Linked DNA regions of Homo sapiens: region 1 is linked to region 2. The links are chromatin contacts, found by POLR2A ChIA-PET in ENCODE. All regions are on one chromosome and are shown on one strand. Each heading gives the region's core, a stretch centred on a gene start or an enhancer-like site at or near the end of the contact. The rest is flanking DNA. Distances are from core to core; before and after follow the strand shown. Region 1 overlaps FEM1A (fem-1 homolog A). Region 2 has its middle 29 kb from the start of TNFAIP8L1.

Region 1 (5,770 bases), core at 2,250-4,749, 190 kb after region 2:
CGAGGGCGCGCCGCCGCTGTGGGCCGCCTCCGCAGCCGGCCACCTGGACGTGGTGCGGAGCCTGCTGCGCCGCGGGGCCTCGGTGAACCGCACCACGCGCACCAACTCCACGCCTCTCCGCGCCGCCTGCTTCGACGGCCACCTGGAGGTGGTGCGCTACCTGGTCGGCGAGCACCAGGCCGACCTGGAGGTGGCCAACCGGCACGGCCACACGTGCCTCATGATCTCGTGCTACAAGGGCCACCGTGAGATCGCCCGCTACCTGCTGGAGCAGGGCGCCCAGGTGAACCGGCGCAGCGCCAAGGGCAACACGGCCCTGCATGACTGCGCCGAGTCCGGCAGCCTGGAGATCCTGCAGCTGCTGCTGGGGTGCAAGGCCCGCATGGAACGTGACGGCTACGGCATGACCCCGCTGCTCGCGGCCAGCGTGACGGGCCACACCAACATCGTGGAGTACCTCATCCAGGAGCAGCCCGGCCAGGAGCAGGTCGCAGGGGGAGAGGCTCAGCCTGGGCTGCCCCAAGAAGACCCCTCCACCAGCCAGGGGTGTGCGCAGCCTCAGGGGGCTCCGTGCTGCAGCTCCTCCCCAGAGGAACCACTGAACGGGGAATCTTACGAAAGCTGCTGTCCCACCAGCCGGGAAGCTGCCGTGGAAGCCTTGGAATTGCTGGGAGCTACGTATGTGGATAAGAAACGAGATCTGCTTGGGGCCCTTAAACACTGGAGGCGGGCCATGGAGCTGCGTCACCAGGGGGGCGAGTACCTGCCCAAACCGGAGCCCCCACAGCTGGTCCTGGCCTATGACTATTCCAGGGAGGTCAACACCACCGAGGAGCTGGAGGCGCTGATCACCGACCCGGATGAGATGCGCATGCAGGCCCTGTTGATCCGGGAGCGCATCCTCGGTCCCTCGCACCCGGACACTTCCTATTACATCCGTTACAGGGGTGCCGTGTACGCCGACTCGGGCAATTTCGAGCGCTGCATCCGCTTGTGGAAGTACGCCCTGGACATGCAACAGAGCAACCTGGAGCCTCTGAGCCCCATGACCGCCAGCAGCTTCCTCTCCTTCGCGGAACTCTTCTCCTACGTGCTTCAGGACCGGGCCGCCAAAGGCAGCCTGGGCACCCAGATCGGCTTTGCAGACCTCATGGGGGTTCTCACCAAAGGGGTCCGGGAAGTGGAACGGGCCCTGCAGCTGCCCAGGGAGCCCGGAGACTCAGCCCAGTTCACCAAGGCGCTGGCCATCATCCTCCACCTGCTCTACCTGCTGGAGAAAGTGGAGTGCACCCCCAGCCAGGAGCACCTGAAGCACCAGACCGTCTACCGCCTGCTCAAGTGCGCGCCCAGGGGCAAGAACGGCTTCACCCCTCTGCACATGGCTGTGGACAAGGACACCACAAACGTGGGCCGCTATCCCGTGGGCAGATTCCCCTCCCTGCACGTGGTCAAAGTGCTGCTCGACTGCGGGGCCGACCCGGACAGCAGGGATTTTGACAACAACACCCCGCTACACATAGCAGCCCAGAACAACTGCCCGGCCATCATGAATGCCCTGATCGAAGCAGGGGCCCACATGGACGCCACCAATGCCTTCAAGAAGACGGCCTACGAGCTGCTGGACGAGAAGCTGCTGGCCAGGGGTACCATGCAGCCCTTCAACTACGTGACCCTGCAGTGCCTTGCGGCCCGGGCCCTGGATAAGAACAAGATCCCTTACAAGGGCTTCATCCCGGAAGATCTGGAGGCGTTCATCGAACTGCACTGACCTGCCCAGAACGCCTGCACCCTCACCTCTCCCCTCTCCTGCTGAGATGGGGGAAATCCGGCTGCGGCATAGCAGATGCTCGTTCTTGCCTCCTTCAGGCACCAATCAGGAGAAGGGTTCTGCCTCCCATCCCCTCTACCTGCAGACAGGGTCGGAGGTGTTAGCGAGCCTTTGGTGCTAGAAGCCTGCGGGGTCATGTGCTAAGAGGACAGTCTTTCTCCGGGAGCCCGCTCACTCATTCTGAGTTAGGAAAAGACACAAGACCTTCCCCACATCCTGTCTGCCTGGGTTAGGGAGGCCTTTGCCTTGTTACCTAGAGGCGGAGGGACTGAAGCCATTGCGTTCCTTCCCTGCTAGAAACACAGGAAGAAGTTGAGGACTGTCTGCCTTCCCTCGTCCCTTTACCTGGCCAGATAACTCCAGCCGCTGAATACAGTGTTAGGACTGGGGGCTCCTGAGATGAGAGTTTGAGATTCAGGGAATGAGACCACCTCTCATTTCTTCCAGCATGATCGCGCCCTGCTCCCGTGCCACCGTAGTCCCTGGCAGACAGGCAGGGCTCTGCCCAGGGCAGCCTGCCACTTGCATAGCTTTCGGTTGGTTTGGTGTTCTGTTTATTTAATAAGTGGGCAGGTTGCAAGCGTTGCACAGAAATTCTGAGATTTTACTGCCTTTTTTTTTTTTTTTAAGAAAGTTGTTTGTTGGACTCCATAAGTGAATTTCAAGCAGTGAGGATTTTGTGGTGCCTGAGATGGCCGAGGGCACAGGGAGTGAGCTGTATGTGTGAGGAATTTGGTGAGCGAGATAAAAGTCCACGGTGTCAACCCCTAAAACATGGGTGACCGTACATTTTTATACATCTCCACTCTACGGCCTTTTACAGGCTTTCCGATTTTACAGGCCTTTCCAAGTTTCCATTCTCCTTAGAGAGAGAACTGTGCTTCCAAACAGAAATCAGGAGTGACCACAAAGCCTGAAAACACTTTGCCACCCAGCAAAGAACTGGCACAATTGGTTTGGGTCTGCATTGCCATAGTGCCCGAGTTAAAACTGCAGGCCACTCTGCCTTGCAGTGGCCTCTGATTTCATTGTGGGTGCATCCACAGGTGGCCCGAGCTGTTCTTTCAGCTGCTCCAAGGATTGAGACCCAAGTCATCATGAAAAAGGCCCAAGTACAGTCTTAATGCGATAAATCCACTAGCTAAGACGTCGAGTGCCAAGACCAGCCTTCCAGCCGAGGTTTGGACAAAGTCTCAGGTTCCCGTGACTCAGGGTAAGGTGCTGGGGCTGCCAGAGGACCTGCCCCAGCAAGATTTTTGTCAAGAGCGAGACTCCATCAGCCCAGGCAGACGGGAGCAGGTTCTTGGCCAGCGTAGACAGCAGCAAACAGCAGCAGGGAAGCCATTCTCACTGCATCCTCCCTGCAGTAGCCACGGCCAGGCCCTTAGGAGGAGCAGTGACCGGGGGTGTCCAGAAATATCCTGTCCCTGGATGGAAACTAGGTCTCGTTTGGATTTTTTTTTTTTTTTGCCGTGTTAGGAAATTATTTATTAATTTACAAGACAGGTTTTAACTCAGCCGAGGTGGGAAATGGTGTCCCTGTCCCTCCCAAAGCACAGAGCACAGAAATGAGGCCGTTTACATGGCGAGTCTCCGTGCTGGTGTTTAAGTCATTAAAAAGATACTCAAAGAGAATGGCCTGCCTGATGCGTCCTTGGCGTGGGTTAACTGGGGAAGTCGGAGGTGGGTGAGTCAGTCCATGGCATTGGTGTGAGTGAACAGAGAGCCCTAGGGCCACCTCCCCTAGCCAGAGGGGTTTCTGTGTTACATACTGGGGCTTTTTTTTTTTTTTTGAGACAGAGTCTCACCCTGTCCCCCAGGCTGGAGTGCAATGGCGCGATCTCAGCTCACTGCAACCTCTGCCTCCTGGGTTCAAACAATTCTGCTTCAGCCTCCTGAGTAGCTGAGATTACAGGCACCTGCCACTATGCCCAGCTAATTTTTGTATTTTCTGTAGAGGCAGGTTTTGCCATGTTGGCCAGGCTGGTCTCAAACTCCTGAACTCAAGCGATCCTCCCACCTCAGCCTCCCAAAGTGCTGGAATTACAAGCATGAACCACTGCACCTGGCCTCTATGTTACATACTGGGGCTTTGTGTAAAATTTCATTTGAAAAACAGTATGTTGCTCTTTGAAAAAAAGCCTGGGCAACATAGTGAGAGCCTGTCTTTACAAAAATAAAAAATAGGCTGGGTACGGTGGCTCACATCTGTAATCTCAGCACCTTGGGAAGCCTGGGCAACATAGTAAGACCTCTGTCTCTACATTTTTTTTTTTTTTTTTTTTGAGATGGAGTCTTGCTCTGTCACCCAGGCTGGAGTGCAGTGACGCCATCTCGGCTCACTGCAACCGCTGCCTCCCGGGTTCAAGTGATTCTCCTGCCTCAGCCTCCTGAGCATCTGGGACTACAGGCATACACCACCATGCCTGGCTAATTGTGTATTTTTAGCAGAGACGGGGTTTCACCATATTGGCCATGCTGGTCTCAAACTCCTGACCTTGTGATCCACTCGCCTCGGCCTCCTAAAGTGCTGGGATTATAGGTGTGAGCCACCACGCCTGGCCCTTTTTTGTTTTCCTTTATCTGCCATCTCATCTCACCTCCTTGTGTAAACTTGTTCCATTCTAAAATTCTGGTTTTCTCCATATCAGAACAGTCAAACCCCCACCAGAAAGCACCACCCCGTTAGCTGGGTCCATGGGATTTTGCTGAGCCCCTGCCATGTGCCAGGCAGGTTTCAGGCCCCCTTGGGGATAAGGATTGAGCTGTCGATATGAACGTCCGGTTAATCCCTGTGCGCCCGCCTCACGTGGCAGTGGGGAGAGGCCCTGCTGTGGGGCACCGCATGCTGCTTCCATGGTGCATTGGGTTGGAGGGCTCTTCTCCCGAGGGTGGGTGTCTCCCATCTCTTGCCTTCACACACCTGCTGTCTTGTTTCATTTGGGACTGGACAGTCCCACAGGTGACAGCTGTTGGGCTGTTGTATGCCTGTTTGGTGTTGCATCAAAGGAGTGGGTTTGAATCAGCAGGTGCTCTCAAAGCTGTCTCCTGGGAGACACAGTACTAGTGAGCATTTATTGAGCACCTACTGTATGCCAGGCACCATTTTCTGTGGTTAAATGCACTGCCTGTTTACACAACAGCCCTCTAAAGGAGGAAAAACATATCAGAGTCCCATGGATGGAAGAAAAATAATGAAGTAGGAAAAACGGCCCTCTTAAGATGAAGGTCATCTTTTTTTTTTTTTTTTTTTTTTTTTGAGACGGAGTCTCTGTCGCTCAGGCTGGAGTGCAGTGGTGTGATCTCGGCTCACTGCAAGCTCAGCCTCCCGGGTTCACACCATTCTCCTGCCTCAGCCTCCCGAGTAGCTGGGACTACAGGCACCTGCCACCATGCCCGGCTAATTTTTTGTATTTTTAGTAGAGATGGGGTTTCACCGTGTTAGGATAGTCTTGATCTCCTGACCTCATGATCCGCCCACCTCGGCCTCCCAAAGTGCTGGGATTACAGGCATGAGCCACCGCACCCGACCAGATGAAGGCCATCTTAAAGCTCAACCAGTTTCAGGTGAGGGCTGATCCAGCAGATCCCAATTATTCCTAAAGACCTGGTTGATAGCTCCCTTGAGACTGGGGTGGGGTGGGTGTCCCAAGATGACCGCCAGCAGAAAAGAGAGCATCTTTCTCCCAGTCAAAAGCCAAAGTAGGACCTATCTAAAGTAAGTCCTGGCCGGGCACGGTGGCTCACACCTGTAATCCCAGCACCTTGGGAGGCTGAGGCTGGAGGATCGCTTGAGCCTGGGAGTTTGAGACCATCATGGGCAGCAAAGTGAGATCCTGTCTCTACAAAAAAAAAAAAAAAAAAAAATTAGCCATGTGTAGTGATATGTAGTCCCAGCTGCTACTGGGGAGGCTGAAGCAGGAGGATTGATTGAGCCCAGGA
Region 2 (5,850 bases), core at 978-3,477:
AAGACCAACCTGGGCAACATAGTCAGACCCCCATCACAAAAAAAATAAAAAAATTAGCCAGGTGTGGTGGCGCACATCTATAGTCCAGCTACTTGGGAGGCTGAGATGGGAGGATTGCTTCAGCCCAGGAGGTCGAGGCTGTAGTGAGCAATGATTGTGTCTCTGCACTCCAGCCTGGGTGGCAGAGTGAGACCCCATCTCAAAACAAAAAATTGAATTAGTTCCCGTGTACGGGTTGTTCAAAGCAAGATAACACAGCAAAGGACCATGAAGCCTGCAGATGAATTTCATCTCGAGGTCCTGAATCAATTACATCTGCAAAGACCCTATTTCCAAAAAAGCTCATATTCTGAGGTTCTGGGTGTGTATAATTTTTTTTTTTCAGACAGGGTCTCACTCTGTTGCCCAGGCTGGAGTGCAGTGGTGTGATCTCGGCTCACTGCAGCCTTTACCTCCCCGGTTGACGTGATTCTCCTGCCTCAGCCTCCTGAGTAGCTAGGATTACAGGCAGCTGCCACCATGCCCGGCTAATTTTTGTATTTGTATTTTTATTACTTATGATCTTTTTCCTGAGACCAAGTCTCACTCTGCCACCCAGGCTGGAGTGCAGTTGTGTGATCTTGGCTTACTGCAACCTCTGCCTTCTGGGTTCAAGCGGTTCTCCTGTCTCAGCCTCCCGAGTAGCTGGGACTACAGGCGTGTGCTACCACCCCCGGCTAATTTTTGTATTTTTAGTAGAGACGGGGTTTCATCATGTTGGCCAGGCTGGCCTCGAACTCCTGACCTCAAGTGATCCATCTGCCTCGGCCTCCCAAAGTGCTGAGATTATTACAGGTGTGAGCCACCGTGCCCGACCTATTTATTTATTTATTTTTGAGACGCAGTCTCGCTCGTCACGAGGCTGGGGTGCAGTGGCGCGATCTTGGCTCACTGCAACCTCTGCCTCCTGGGTTCAAATGATTCCCCTGCCTCAGCCTTCTGAGTAGCTTGGACTACAGCCGTGTGTCACCATGCCTGGCTAATATATATTTTTTTTTTTTGTATTTTAGTAGAGACAAGATTTCTCTATGTTGGCCAGGATGGTCTCGATCTCCTGACCTCATGTTCCACCCACCTCGGCCTCCCAAAGTGCTGGGATTACAGGCATGAGCCATCGCGCCCGGGCTTTTATTTTAATTTCTATTTATTTATTTATTTTGAGATGGAGTTTCACTCTTGTTGCCTAGGCTGGAGTGCAGTGGCACAATCTCAGCTCACTGCAACCTCTGCCTCCCAGGTTCAAGTGATTCCCCTGCCTCGGCCTCCTGAATAGCTGAGATTACAGGCACTCACCACCATGCCTGGCTAATTTTTGTATTTTTAGTAGAGACGGGGTTTCACCATGTTGGCCGGGCTGGTCTCAAATTCCTGACCTCAAGTGATTCGTCCACCTCATCCTCCCAAAATGCTGAGATTACAGGCTTGAACCACCGCGCCCAACCGAGGTGTATGTATTTTTTTTTTTTTTTTTTTTTTTTTGAGACAGAGTCTCGCTCTGTCGCCCAGGCTGGAGTACACTGGGATGATCTTGGCTCACTGCAACCTCTGCCTTCCAGATTCAAGCGATTCTCCTGCCTCAGCCTCTCGAGTAGCTGGGACTACAGACGCGTACTGCCACGCCCAGCTAATTTTTTGTATTTTTAGTAGAGACGGGGTTTCACTGTGTTAGCCAGGATTGTCTCGATCTCCTGACCTCGTGATCCACCCGCCTCAGCCTCCCAAAGTGCTGGGAGTACAGGCCTGAGCCACCGGTCCCAACCGAAGTGTATGTAATTTTTGAATTTATTTTTGCAGGCAGGCACTACTCAACATGGTACAATGTGTGCTTGTTCCTATCTGCCTCCTGCTCTGGAATGTCAACTCCAGGAGGGCAGACTTCTGTCTGTCTTGAATGCCACAGTGTCCCCTGTACCTCAAATACTGTTTGGCACACAGTAGGCACTCAATACGTGTTTGTTTATTCCGCAAACAACTATGAAGCACCCACTGTGTTGTTCTCACACGGAGGTGGAGTTTTTCATGCTCCGAGGACTTGGGGCAGAGAGAAGGACAAGTAGGAGCCACGGTGACTGCGACTTCCTTTTTTTTTTCTGCAGCCTCAGGTGCCAGCAGCAATAACACAGGACCTCTAGGCAGAGGAAGGGAAGAGGCGCTGAGGGAGGCAGGGCTTCTGCGGCGGGGAGGGGGGGGCAGAGCCCCTGGGGATCAGGCCAGGGAGGCGGGAGTCCTGCTGGAGTCCCTGGGGTCCCCAGCAGAGAGGCTGGCTGGCTGCCCTGCCCTGGCCTGGCTGCTTTTTCTGGCTTGGACGGGAAGGGCTGACACCGCCAGAGGAGGGCAGGGTGGAGGCGGGGAGGGGGCCCGCACCTGGACCCAGGAAGAGGTGGGGGAAAGAAGTGGAGCCTGGGAAGGGGAGACAGAGGAGGTGAGGAGAGAAAGAGAGAAACCAAGAGAGATAGAAAGAGACCCACACAGAGAAGCTGAGCTGGAGTCAGACAGATAAAAGACACGGAGAGACTCACGCAGAAGGTGGCAAAGACAGAAACACAGAGAGATGGACAGAGACAGTCAGAGATAAAGGGAGACTCAGAGAGACAGAGGAGACCCACAGAGATACAGACTCAGAGAGATAGAGAGACACAGACCTAGAGAGAGAGAGAACAACAGAGACAGAGATAGAAAGAGATAGTCAGAGATAAAAGGAGACTCAGAGAGATGGAGAATTAGCCGGGCGTGGTGGCGGGCGCCTGTGATCCCAGCTACTCGGGAGGCTGAGGCAGGAGAATCGCTTGAACCCGGGAGGCAGAGGTTGCAGTGAACCGAGATTGCACCACTGCACTCCAGCCTGGGAGACAGAGGGAGACTGTCCCCCCGCCAAAAAAGAGAGAGAGAGAGAGAGACAAAGAGACTTAGAGAGAGAGAGAGAGGGAAAGAAAGACAGGGATAAAAGTAGATTCAAAGAGACAGAGAGAAAACAAGAGAAAGGAGACCAATAGAGATCAAAAGAGGTAGTCAGAGATAAAAAGAGACTCAGAGAGACCTAGAGACAGAGAAAGACAGAGACAGAGACTTAGAAAGAGAATGGGGAAGAAACAGAGAGATAGAGGCAGGCGAGAGGCTCCCTAGCCCATCCCCCTCCCCAATTTTCCTCTCTGGGGCACCCCTGGGGTCTGGGGCTCTAACCCTGTCCTGGTCCCCACCCCTCCCCCTAGCTGGTACTTCAGACCCCCTCCACAAACTGGCTGAGTGCCCCCAGTCCCTAACTCAGGGTCTCCTCAGCTCAGAGCTCCGGGGCTCAGCCCTGAGACCTTCTGGGATTCAGGATCCGAATGCCCAGTGGAGCCAGAATCTGAATCCCAGAGGCAGGGACACCATTAATCCTGGAAAGAGGGCACCCCCTCCACCCGGGCCTGAGCTGAGAGCGGGGAGGCTGTCTATATGAAGCCCCCACTTCACACTTCCCACAGGAGAGATTCACCCTGTTTCACAGGGGAGGAAACTGAGGCTTGGAGAAAGACGGGATTGTGGAGAGGTACACGTTTGTTCATCCAGAAAATATGCACTGAGATGGGCGCAGTGGCTCATGCCTGTAATCCCAACACTTTGGGAGCCCGAGGTGGGCAGATCACCTGAGGTCAGGAGTTCGAGACCAGCCTGACCAACATGATGAAACCCCGTCTCTACTTAAAAATACAAAAATTAGCCGGGCGTGGTGGCGGGCGCCTGTAATCCCAGCTACTCAGGAGGCTGAGGGAGGAAAATCGCTTGAACCTGGGAGGCAGAGGTTGCAGTGAGTGGAGATCACGCCACTGCACTCCAGCCTGGGTGACAGAGTGAGACTCCGTCTCAAAAAAAAGAAAGAGAAAAAAATGAGAGCGGGAAAGAAAGAAAGAATACTGGGTATCATATAATTGACTCATAAATATTTCAATTTTTCAATTTGTATCTTTTTTTTTTTTTTTGAGACAGAGTTTCTCTCTTGTTGCACAGGCTGGCGTGCAATGGCGCAATCTCGGCTCACTGCAACCTCCACTTCCTGGGTTCAAGCAGTTCTCCTTCCTCTAACTGGGATTATAGGAGTGCGCTACCACGCCTGGCTAATTTTGTATTTTTAGTAAAGACAGGGTTTTACCACATTGATCAGGCTAGTCTTGAGCTCCTGACCTCAAGTGATTCACCTGCCTAGGCCTCCCAAAGAGCTGGTATTATAGGCATGACCAATTGGTATCTTTAAAAGATAAGGAGGACTATGCTGAAAATTTTAACAATGGCCACCTGCAGTGGCTCATGCCTGTAATCCCAGCACTTTGAGAGGCTGAGGCAGGTGGATCACTGGAGGCCAAGAGTTCGAGACCAACCTGGCCAACATGGTGAAATGCCATTTCTAATAAAAATACAAAAATTAGCTGGGCGTGGTGGCAGGGGCCTGTAATCCCAGCTACATGGGAGGCTGAGGCAGGACAATCATTTGAACCAGGGAGGCAGAGGTTCCAGTGAGCCGAGATCGTGCCACTGCACTCCAGCCTGGGCAACAGAATGAGACGGAGTCTTGCTCTGTCACCCAGGCTGGAGTGCAGTGGCACGATCTTAGGTCACTGCAAGCTCTGCCTCCCAGGTTCACGCCATTCTCCTACCTCAGCCTCCTGAGTAGCTGGGACTACAGGCATATGCCACCACGCCCGGCTAATTTTTGTATTTTTAGCAGAGACGGGGTTTCACCATGTTAGCCAGGATGGTCTCGATCTCCTGACCTCGTGATCCACCCACCTTGGCCTCTCAAAGTGCTGGGATTACAGGTGTGAGCCACCGTGCCTGGCCAACAATAATTTTATTCTATCAGCAAATATCTCATCGGCCTCAAATTTCTATCAAAAGTGTCATAATTTTTTTTACAGTTTGGAGCATGATCCAAATACAGTTCACACATGTATTTGGTTGATATGTCTTTTTTTTTTTTTTTTTTGAGACCGAGTCTTGCTCTGTCACCCAGGCTGGAGTGCGGTGGCGTGATCTCGGCTCACTGCAATCTCCACCTCCCGGGTTCACGCCATTCTCCTGCCTCAGCCTCCTGAGTAGCTGGGACTGCAGGCACCCACCGCCACACCCTGCAAATTTTTTGTATTTTTAGTAGAGACGGGGTTTCACCATGTTAGCCAGAATGGTCTTGATTTCCTGACCTCGTGATCCACCCGCCTTGGCCTCTCAAAATGCTGGGATTACAGGCGTGAGCCACCGTGCCTGGCTGCTTGATATGTCTTAAAGTTTCTTTTAGCCTATAGGTTCCTATCCATCGCTTTCTCTTCTTTTTTTTTTTCGTGTAATTTATTTGCTGATGATGCATTATTTTATTTTAGGTGTATTCAAAAGAACATACACATGGATTTTGTTTATTCTTTGTTGTTTCTATGTATGCAATCTGACAGCCTATGTCTTTTAAGCGATCAGTTTAATTCATTTATATTTATTGTGTTTGCCAACATATTTGGCTTTATTTTCATCACTTTCTTTGATTGTATTTTATAGTTAATATGAATTTTTTCTGCTGCTTCCTTTTCATCTTCTCTTCAACCTTCTGCTGAATTTGCCAGATTTTCTTTGTTCCTTCTCTTTTTTTTTTTTTTTTGAGACAAGAGTTTCGCTCTTTTTGCCCAGGCTAGAGTGCAATGGCGTGATCTTGGCTCACTGAAACCTCTGCCTCCCAGGTTCAAGCGATTCTCCGGCCTCAGCCTCCCAAGTAGCTGGGATTACAGGCGCCCACCACCAAGCCTAGTTAATTTTATATTTTTAGTAGGGATTGGGGTTTTACTACGTTGG

The links. ChIA-PET counts read pairs that join two places held with the same protein, here RNA polymerase II (POLR2A).
Region 1: POLR2A ChIA-PET joins it to region 2 with 12 read pairs in Caco-2. The contact joins two enhancer-like sites. POLR2A ChIA-PET finds 5 or more read pairs at or near these places in 3 of 52 experiments (Caco-2, OCI-LY7 and WTC11).

The regions. Positions count from the first base shown.
Region 1 is chr19:4,792,097-4,797,866 of GRCh38, forward strand. It overlaps FEM1A (fem-1 homolog A), which reads left to right. Exons shown (of 1, transcript NM_018708.3): 1 at 1-5,770. The coding sequence ends at 1,768. Among named protein-coding and RNA genes, the nearest start is that of FEM1A, 3.2 kb to the left of the region's middle. RefSeq lists enhancers at 1-605, 259-318, 606-1,262. Within about 2 kb of position 3,500, at least 4 of the 41 ENCODE cell types and tissues checked have a DNase peak (open chromatin) inside an H3K27ac peak, as active enhancers do.
Region 2 is chr19:4,608,087-4,613,936 of GRCh38, forward strand. No RefSeq gene overlaps it. Among named protein-coding and RNA genes, the nearest start is that of TNFAIP8L1, 29 kb to the right of the region's middle. Within about 2 kb of position 2,228, at least 5 of the 41 ENCODE cell types and tissues checked have a DNase peak (open chromatin) inside an H3K27ac peak, as active enhancers do.